2 separate regions of the Homo sapiens genome follow, and region 1 is linked to region 2. The links are chromatin contacts, found by Hi-C or POLR2A ChIA-PET in ENCODE. All regions are on one chromosome and are shown on one strand. The core of a region is the stretch at or near the end of the contact, and the rest is flanking DNA. Distances in the headings are between cores, read along the strand shown.

Region 1 (5,051 bases), core at 122-2,621, 130 kb before region 2:
TTGGCCAGCTTTGTGGTTGTTTGACTTGGTAGTAATTCAAGGTAGAACATGTGTATGTTTGTGTGTGTGTGTGTGTGTGTGTGTGTGTGAGATTTTATCACTAGTTGTAAATTCAAGGATTCATAGAAAGAGTTTAAAGTTAGAATTCTTTTAAAATGTGATATAAATATATATATGTGTGTGTGCGTATATATATATATATTCCATTGTGTGTGTATACATACATAAAGGAATATTATTCAACCATAAAAAGAAGTAAATTTGCAACAACATGAATGGACCTGGGAAACATTATGCTAAGTGAAATAAGCCAGATGCAGAAAGACAAATACTGCAAGCGCCCACCTGCATGTGGAATCTAAAATAAAACTCACAGAACCAGAGAGTAAAATGGTGATTGCCAAGGGCACAGGGTGAGGGAAGGAGGAGGAAATAGGGAGATGTTTGTCAAAGGGTATAAAGTTTCAGTTAGGTAAGATGAATGGGTCCTGGGGATCTAATGTACATCATGATGTCTGTGTTTAATACTGTAGTGTACACTTTAAATTTGCTAAAATGGTAGATCTTAAGTGTTCTTACCACAAATAAAAAGAAAAAGAGAATGGCAACTATGTGAGGTGATAGACATGCTAGCAGTTTCATTGTGGTAATCGTTTCACAACGTATGCATATATCAAAACATCAAGTTGCACATCTTGAATATGTACAATTCTGACTTGTCAATTACAGCTCAATAAAGCTGAAAAAAAGAATTCTTTTAAAGACTGGTGCTGGAAAGTGAGACTAAAACAAATGTTCTCTGTGTGGTTTATGTTTCAGTCAACATGATTTGAGTCATGAAATATCTAAACTCATGAGCCATTTTGTAATATTAGTTACAGTTCTATATGCATTAGATGATTTTAAGTCATAGTGACTTCTGGATATGCCCTTAAAGTCTGCAACCACATTTTATATTATTTTTCCCTCTGTGACCTTTATAACAAGGTTAGGGATGTAAGTAATGTTGATAAGTACTAGACATTTGATAAACACTTGCTGACTTTAATTAGAGATGATTTCTTCCCCCCACTACTTATGTTCTATGATAGAAAACATAAAATATTTTAACTTAAAAATTCTCAGAATCTTTCAGGCTCATCACTCAGAAGAAGCAGGAGGCACAGTGGGGCTGCAGTGGAAGGAAATAGCCTTGTTGGCAGTCCTCTTTTCTTTCCCCCTTCTGTTGAGAGCAGGCCAGAGCCAAACAGAGCAATGCCATGTGTCCTGGGAGCATTGAGTAACATCAATTCTATTAAACTGAAGATGGGACAGAGCCCAGACTCTGGCAGGCAGGCGGTCTGCTAGGGCCTTGGCAGCAAAGGGCAGATAGGCATGGGCACGGTGAACCAGACTATAAGCCAGGCCAGTTGCAAACTTTAAGGTCCTGCATCCAGTCTGACAGGTGCCACTCACTGTCCTGTAAAAGGGTAAAAAGACCTGCAAGATTCACTCCCTGCCACCTGCCCCCTGCTCCATCCCTGCCTGCACTCTGTGTTCACCAACCATTCATTTCAGCCCCAGTTTCAACCTTGTACCTCTGTCTACCTGTGCTTTTGGACAGCAAACCCATCATTTCACCTCTAGGCTCATGGTGTTTCTTCTCCTTCTTTGTTTTGTAATACTTAACTGCTTTTTTTTTTTTTTTTTTTTTTTTGAGACCGAGTCTCACTCCGTTGCCCAGGGTGGAGTGCAGTGGCACAAACTCGGCTCATTGCAACCTCCGCCTCCAGGGTTCAAGCAATTGTCCTGCCTCAGCCTCCCGAGTAGCTGGGACTACAGGTGCGCACCACCACGCCCAGCTAATTTTTGTATTTTTAGTAGAGATGGGGTTTCACCATGTGGGCCAGGCTGGTCTCAAACTCCTGGCCTCAAGTGATCTGCCTGTCTCGGCTTCCCAAGGTGCTGGGATTATAAGCGTGAGCCACCGCACCCAGCCCTTAACTGCTTTTCTAGAATCATGAGCACCGTGGCCCTCTTGCCTGTCTCCAGGACTTACTTCTGCAACTGGCTCCATAGGCAGCCCAAGCATTCAGTCCAACATTCCCAGCTTATAGTTTGCCCTTGATTCTGGAAACAGAAGGAGTCAGACTCAGTCTTACAGCATACTCCTCAAAGGACATAGTGAAGTCAGGCCTAATTGAGAATAGATACATGAAGCTTCTTCCCAAAAGGAGGACCACAGTGGCAAGGTATTCTTATGGCAGACTCAATTTTAGTGTCAGGAAGGAGGTTACTGGGTAGCACTGGGCAATAAAGGCCTGACACTGAGGAAGTGCTCAGGGACCTTGTCGCTGGACACCCAGGCTGGGAGCGTGAACAAATTCCAGAGGTAAGGTGACTATATAATACTTCCTGCCAGGATGGATTTTGTAACTGAGGAGGATATGTGGTTGGGATCATTTTAAGGTACAAGAAGTAAGTAACGTGGATGCCTCTTGGAGGACTCAGAGACTTACAAAATGACTATTTCTAGTATACTAGAGTAAGACAGACAGAAAAAGATCTTTTATTTCCCTTTTGGAACTCACAGGAGGTTCCAGGTTGGATGACAACTTTTTCAGTAGAGCAGGTAGTTCAAAGGAAATACTCAGGCTGTGGAGAACCCCTGCTGGTTTTGAGGTAACATTTGAATTCACGAACCAAAATCAAAAGGTGTCCTCCCAAAAGTGTGTGTCAGTAATTTCATTCTCCACACTGTGTAATCTGATTTGCCACTGTAAGTCAATGCAACAATCACAGCAGCAAATACTTAAATATGTGCTCCAAACCTGGATAATTGCCCAGGAGCAAAACGCATCCAAGGATACAATATACTGACATTTAATAAAAGTTTGAATTATATTTGCAACCTGCTGGGATTTAATTTTCTTGAGTTCAATATTTAATAAAACAATAGAAAATGATTACAAGTGTCTTGTGCCATTCAGAAACTACTGATTATGAGCCTGGTTCTGGGTCACGTTGCAAGAGATCAAATCCCAATTTACTAGTTGTCTGACCAACAAATTACTCAGTCTACCTGTCCCTCAGGTTTCTCACCAGTTAAACAGGGATTATAGTAGAATCTACTTAACATGACTGTTGTGAGGATTCATGAATTATTGCACAGGAAGACCTTAAACCACTGCCTGGCACATAATGAGTACTCAGTATAAGTTAGCTATGTTTATTATTTTTTAAAGTGGAACCAGCCTGCCCCCTCTTCTTGCTTTGTTTGCTTGCTTGTTTCAAGTAACTGTACAAAAATCTACGTTTTTCAAGTTTGTTTCCAATTTTCTTTCAAATAAACTCTTTTTAAGCAGAGGAGAATTCTACCAATTGCAGACTTCAGCAAGTAGAATTTGAAATTGTGTGGACTTAGAATATAAGCAAGGGTCTATCGGAACCAAACACCATCACAAAGAAAGCTGGCTTTAAGGCAAACTTTAAAATTGGCACAGACTTCTGGGTTCCAGATCTGACAGGATTTCCACAAAGCACAAGGTGAGAGACCTGATAAACAACGTAATGCAACAGTATTGCTATGTCTACTTCTGCCCTCTCCACTGTATGCCTCATAATAGCAAGAAAAATGTCACATTTGCTTTTTTATCCTGGGAGGCTAATTGAATGTCAAGAACCTAGAAGGCATTCAGGGATGCTGGTTGGTTGTTTAAATGAATGAAATTGGAGATGAACCATATACTTGCCATGGATCTAATAGTGCCTCCTTTCTTTACGTATCTAGCACTAGATCAGAGCAGAGCACTTGTGAAAATCATGCTAGCTGAAGACATGTTTTGCTTAATTTTTTTTGCAAAATTCTGTTGAGGGCTTTATTTTTATTCCTGGATCTTTAATTATTTAAGTAGAATATGATATAAAATGGAGAAGAATATATAATAATAATCATAGCTTTCATTTACTGAAAGTTTAAATGTACCAAGCACTGTGCTAAGCACAAAGCATTTAATCTTTATAGCGAGTCTGGGCTACAGCTATTACTATTGCACCAGTTTTACAGATGATGAAAATGGAGAACATAAAGATTGAGGGAGATTTCCCAAGATCACACAGCAAACAAGCAGCTAACACAGACACGGAACCCAGTTTTATCGATACCGAAAGGCCACTACACTGCTTTTAACCATCACAGTGCATTAAACTCTCTAATATCACAAAATAGCAGAGACTGGCCGGGTGCGGTGGCTCACAACTATAATCTCGGCACTTTAGGAAGCCAAAGTAGGTGGATCACTTGGAGTTAAAACCAGCCTGGGCAACATGGTGAAACCCTGTCTCTACAAAAAATACAAAAATTAGTTGGGCACGGTGGCTCACGCCTGTAATCCCAGCACTTTGGGAGGCCAAGGTGGGTGGATCACAAGGTCAGGAGATCGAGACCATCCTGGCCAACATGGTGAAACCCCGTCTCTCCTAAAAATACAAAAATTAGCTGAGTGTGGTGGTGCGTGCCTGTAAACCCAGCTACTCAGGAGGCCGAGGCAGGAGAATCACTTGAACCAGGGAGTCGGAGGTTGCAGTGAGCCAAGATCACGCCAGTGCACTCCAACCTGGTGACAGAGTGAGACTCCGTCTCAAAAAAAAAAAAAAAAAAATTAGCCGACATGGTAGCCCATACCTGTCATCCCAGCTACTTGGGAGGCTGAGGTGGAAGGATGGCTTGAGCCTGGGAGTTCAAGGTTGCAGTGAGCTATGATAATGCCATTGTACTCCAGCCTGAGCGACAGAGTGAGACCCTGTCTCAAAAATAAATAAATAAATAAAAATAATAGAGACTAAGAGCATCTTGCAGATGATACAGGTAAGGAAACTGGGGCTCAGAGGTGTGAAGTACCTTGCCCAATACTACTCCTAACAATCCAAAACGCTTTCCTCTGTATCTATTCACTTCCTCTTTAACAAAAACAGCACTATTCTAACTTCGGTAAACCTCAGTCAGCCTCATAAGTGAATGCTAAAAAGATTTTCTTTCCAGAAATTACTTACTCTTGTTTCATAAGCTCGAT
Region 2 (5,270 bases), core at 876-3,375:
AGCCCTTGTCAGGAAGAATCTCGCAGAGCCTGTCCACATATCCAGAGTCCATCTCTCTCTAGACTGAGAGGTCAGGGTTCATAGCTTTAGAGGAAGGGTAATTTTTGCCCCCACCTTTAGTCTAAACACAGCTAAACTAGCAGCAAACGCTATTGTAAATACAGAGGAAGTTGCAACTAGTGATCAGCCTTTCTCCTGGTGCCACTCAATCTCCCAGAAATAAGAACTAAAGCTTCCCCTCCATCAGTTTAAACAATCTCTTTGCTCGAGGCTGCAGATGCCACCACTGTTGGGAGCTAGCAGTGACAGGGCTGCTGCCTTGGGTTATCACTGTGGCTCAGGCGTCAATCAAATTGACCTTTTCAAATTGCACCAACACATCTCGCATTCACAGAAATGGTCTGCTGTGACCTTCACAACAATTGTTCCTAACCACTTTAGGAAGTTCTGGGGGAAGGAAGTAAGTAGGTAGGGCGGAGATGGCTGTATACATACCAGGGTCAGGAACACCTGTAGAGTACGAAAGCAACAGGAAGTCTGCCCAAGAGTCCCAACTTTCCTCCATGAAAAAGCGCTCTGTCAGATTCAGGCATTATGTTTCCATATAAAAGTATAACCCGGGTCTGGGAAATTTATAAATCATTACTTTTAAACTTTACAGAATCTGATAGCACGGGACTGTCAGGGAGCCAGGAATCTGCATTTTTATCAAGCCCACCGGCTGCTACTAGTACAGGTGGTCTGTGGCTCAGACTTTGGAACACTGTGCTATAAGGAATTGTGAGTCATTGTCAGGTTAGCATGGAGGAACTGGTAACACAGATGAACATTGCACCTGGATGCCAGGCCAGGCTTTGGCAGTCTGTATGACCGACCCTGGGTAAGACAATTTAATTCTCTGAGACTAAAGGCCTCAGGACTAGACAGAAGACCTTCAAAAATTTAGAAATAGCTTCTAAATTACGGCCCAAAGGCCTACAGATTTGGAGCACTGGTCCAAACAGAAGGACCAGGGTTCTGCAGGCATGCCCTGAACACTCACTGAAGTTCTTCGTTGCAGAAAACTCCAGCAGCCAAGGTGGAACCTCTTGCCCAGGGCTGCAGTCCTAGAACTCTGTGGTCATGGGATGCAAGAACTGCATCTTTGCTCTCAGCCATTTCCAAGTAGGAGAAAGGGAAAGGAAGAAGATTCTATTTATGTAGTGCATTATATGCATTATTTTTTAAATTCTCACTTAACCCTAGTATCATTAGTCTCCTTTTGAAGATGAGAGAATTGAAGATCAAAGATGTGAAATAACTTGCCCCAATTCCCCCAGGTCTCATGGCTATAGAATGCTTGAACTGAAATTTCAGTTCATGTCTTCCAAGATCCAGGTGCCATGTTCTTTCCACAAAACCATTCAGAACTGGAAGTTTTGCTGTGGCCATCCTGAAGGCCTGGCTGTTTGGAAACCCTCCAGATACCCTCACCTCTCCCTGACATCCATCCCACACCTGTTCACCACTCTACTTCAGAATCTCACACACCCTGGGTCTTTCCTCCATCCCTGACCTCCAGCTGATCGCTCAGCTGAACTCATTTCTTATCCCTACAACTTCTTGACTCCCAGTAATTAAAATACATCAGCTGCCACTTCTCCTGGGCTGAGGAGGATGTTTCTGGCCCACAACTACTCCAGCCACTGACTTCAAGATCAAGTCAGCTGGGTCCTGGAAAACTCAGTGTATCCCTAAGGATTTCCATGAATTGAGAATCTCTAAATGAATGCTTAAGAGGCATTTGTGCACTTACTGATTCTAACCCACACATACACAAGCACATACACACAAACAAATATGCACACACAATACACATACACATACACACACAGAGATCTCTTCTCAACTCAGGGCAGAGATATAGAAAACCCTCAGGGAGAAACCAGTGCCCTTCTATTAGGAGATGACACATCAAACTTCAACTTCCTAACAATAGTGATTATTCTGGGATGCTGGGCACCCCCTAGTGGGAGTAATGGAGAGAGAAGACAGACTGTTTTGGTGCTGTTCTCAGTAACCCATTCCACCCACAACTTCCTGCCCCTTCGCTGCCTTCTCTTTCCAGCCCATCTCACTGTTCTTGGAATGATTCATTCTTCCCACGATGATTGGGCCTTTTGCCCCATAAAACCCTCCCTCTCTTTACAGACATAATGGACTAAAACTAAGCAGAAGGCAACTCAGGCAGAACAGCAGGAAAAACTTCCTATGGGGAGAGCGATTAAAATCTGAAATGACCTTACAAGGCAAACTAAGTAAGACCTAACTGCACTGGGCAGAACAATAGAGAATATCTCAGAAAGATATTCTTGGAGATGAAGAGGATGAGGGAAAAGCTATTTCCCTGATTTCATATATTAATGCCCCCATCCAACACTCTCAGACTGATTTCATGACAATATAAATGCCCTGTGCTACATCTAACCCCTTTTAAGACCAAGAGAACACCCAACATTTATACATTTGAAATAAACAGATGAAGCCTGTCCCAGCAGAGTGGCAGCTCATCCATGAACTGGGCACTATGTAGTACTGTGGGACATTCTGAACATTTGTGTACTAATACCCACTCTTTTCAAGGCCACTGCCATAGCTCCCCACGACGGGATGAGTCCTACTATACTGTAAACAATAAAGTGTTTTCTGAGTGTTTACGTTATACCAGGCTCAAGATTCGTAAGCATTTTTAAGACATGCGCACATCTAGTTCAGTCCCTTCTCCAAACAAGGGCCTTAATAAAAGATAGGGAGAGTAACATATTTAAGTGCATGCGCAAAGAATCCTTCTGGGCATATTCACAGTTCTTATTTTAGTTAAGTATTTGATAACTTGTTCACTGGGTAAGGGGCCAGCCAGTCTCATCTTGGGGACCAGTGCCTGTCTCTAGTAGATGTGACAATTATACAGCACCCACCTTCATGCAGAGCTTTGGTTGTTATGATCTTATTCCTTCCTAGATTTGAGTCATCAGCTCATTAGTGCCCATTCAACTTAGCCTTCCTCTGATGAATCCTCTAAAACCTTGCTCATAATTTTACCGATACCAGCACAGGATTTTCTCTGCTATGCCTCCTGCTTCATCTGGAGCCTAGTGACTTGGAGAGTCTAATCTCACAACTGCTTACAATGTTAATCCCTTTCATCTCTTCTTTTAGAACCATGTGGTGATGTTCATCTTTCTGACAACCAAGAACCTTGGAAGAATCTCTCGCCTCAGGCGCTCCTATTTTTGTGCCTAGCTCGGCCGCCTTCCAAATCACCAGAGGCATCATAGAATGCAACTGTCTGTGGAGGGTTGGAGGACGAATTGGACACAAATTCATTGGACGGCTGAAGGAAAAAAGAAAGGTCAAGGATGCTCCAGCTTGGCCAGCCTCGCAGGCCTGACAGCAGAAGCTGGAATTCTTTCTTTTATAACTTGGGCTTGAATTAAAGGCATTTTTTTTTAGTCCAGAGACCTTTGGCCTTCACTCCAAACAGAACACTCAGTGGGGTGGAGCAAGGCTGTCTGTTGGCAGGAAGGGCATGCTGACCTCTGGCCCTAATGCCTTCCCTAACCTGGAAAGACATAAAAGCTGTGGTGAGTTAGCTGAGCCACCTGGAGGGCTCTGTCAGTATGTAGAATGTTCTAAATCATGTAAGGGGCCCTGCCTTTGTAAAGAAGAGTGGTGATGTGTTTATGGGCTCAGAGAAGAAAACATATGGAGAGAAAATGAGAATTAAGAAGAATAAACCTAACTAGTGGCTGCTTTGGGTGTCTAGAAGACAAGTAAAACTCAGAAAAGAGGCCCCAGTTCTGAGAGGCAGAGATAAGGGAACTTCCAGTACATCTGTCTCTATTTTCAGAAGAGATAAAAACCAAATCATAAATCTAAAGATGAAGGTACATTCATCTGGGGAGAGGACTAAACAAGCTGTTATATTTCAAACAGCTATTAGGATTGCAAAAATGAACACTTTTAACTTGCTAGTGGAAGCATTTCTTTCCTGCAAGTCACCTTGGATCAGATTAGACAACAAAGAGAAGATAACAAAAAATTATTTTTTTGTGCAGGCTAAGAAGCATTAATTTAGGCTCTTTGTACTAAGCTAGATTCCCGTCCTGGATGCTTTCCAAGAAAAAGCAAAAAGTGAGCAACCAGAGCAGTTATGGGAAATTCAAGTGTGTGCTTTGTTGGGAAGGATGAGAACGGGGGGTTCCGCTGGCCCAGAGCTGCAAACGAAATCAATGGTCTGCAGCTTGGGAGGTGACCAGAGGACCCAGGCCACTGGATCAGGCGCTCAGAGAGCCAGCATGAGCCTTCAAGGCAGTGCTTGTGGGCAGGAGGACAGGTCTGAGCTTCCTGCCAGTGCCTATGGCAAGTTGGATATGTATTTGCCAGTATCCCCAAGGGAAGGGGTTCTGTGCCAGCTGGAGCTCTCTCAGGAAAGACAGGTAGCTCTCAGATGAAGTCCAAGGAAACCAGGTGAGGGCTTGAATTGTGGCCAGCGAAGCAGGGTGTCTAACACCTGAGGAGGCCAGATGGGGGTCAGGAGCATTCAGGCAGGGAAGAAGGGGTGTGACATGCCCATGAAAGGTGGGTGTGGGCATTCCAGGGCCTAGATAATGTTTATGGAAGAGGTTTCTATCACAACACAATACAAGGCACTCTTGCTGTCCTAAAACCTTTTCTCCAGCTGAGTTTCTGACTCTTTTAAAGCCACAATGTAGGCCAGACATGGTGGCTCACGCCTGTAATCCCAGCACTTTGGGAGGCTGAGGCGGGCGGATCACCTGAGGTCAGGAGTTTGAGACCAGCCTGACCAACGTGGAGAAACCCTGTCTCCATTAAAAATACAAAATTAGCCAGGCATGGTGGCGCATGCCTGTAATCCCAGCTACTCGGGAGGCTGAAGCAGGAGAATCACTTGAACCTGGGAGGTGGAGGTTGTGGTGAGCTGAGTTTGTGCCATTGCACTCCAGCCTGGGCAACAAAGAGCGAAACTCCATCTAAAAAAAAAAAAAAAAAAAAAAAAAGCCACAATATAAGGACATTCTCAGGAACATTGAAGCTAAGAGGCCATAGATTGAATAAGATGGCCAAATATGCCACACGGAGCCAAAGAAGCAAGGCAAGCCTCTGCAGAGTCCCATTTGACGTGAAGAGGCAGATAACCAATGTTTCCGAATCATAGTAACTGAAGTTAAAGGAATGACTCCAGGTCATCACTACGTTGATTTCCTTTC

Evidence for each region. A loop is a pair of places that touch in the nucleus more often than their neighbours do. ChIA-PET counts read pairs that join two places held with the same protein, here RNA polymerase II (POLR2A). Pooled maps may share reads with other maps.
Region 1: a loop to region 2 is called in a map of PC-3, with 4 times the contacts of the local background. The contact joins two enhancer-like sites. A Hi-C loop is called at or near these places in 1 of 168 maps with a recorded cell type or tissue (PC-3) and 5 of 50 pooled maps. POLR2A ChIA-PET finds 5 or more read pairs at or near these places in 1 of 52 experiments (PC-9).

Annotation. Positions count from the first base shown.
Region 1 is chr2:39,636,541-39,641,591 of GRCh38, reverse strand. No RefSeq gene overlaps it. Among named protein-coding and RNA genes, the nearest start is that of TMEM178A, 27 kb to the left of the region's middle. Within about 2 kb of position 1,371, at least 3 of the 41 ENCODE cell types and tissues checked have a DNase peak (open chromatin) inside an H3K27ac peak, as active enhancers do.
Region 2 is chr2:39,510,571-39,515,840 of GRCh38, reverse strand. All of the region lies in intron 3 of MAP4K3-DT (MAP4K3 divergent transcript), which reads right to left. Among named protein-coding and RNA genes, the nearest start is that of MAP4K3-DT, 76 kb to the right of the region's middle. RefSeq lists enhancers at 1-206, 3,439-3,733 and a silencer at 295-515. Within about 2 kb of position 2,125, at least 22 of the 41 ENCODE cell types and tissues checked have a DNase peak (open chromatin) inside an H3K27ac peak, as active enhancers do.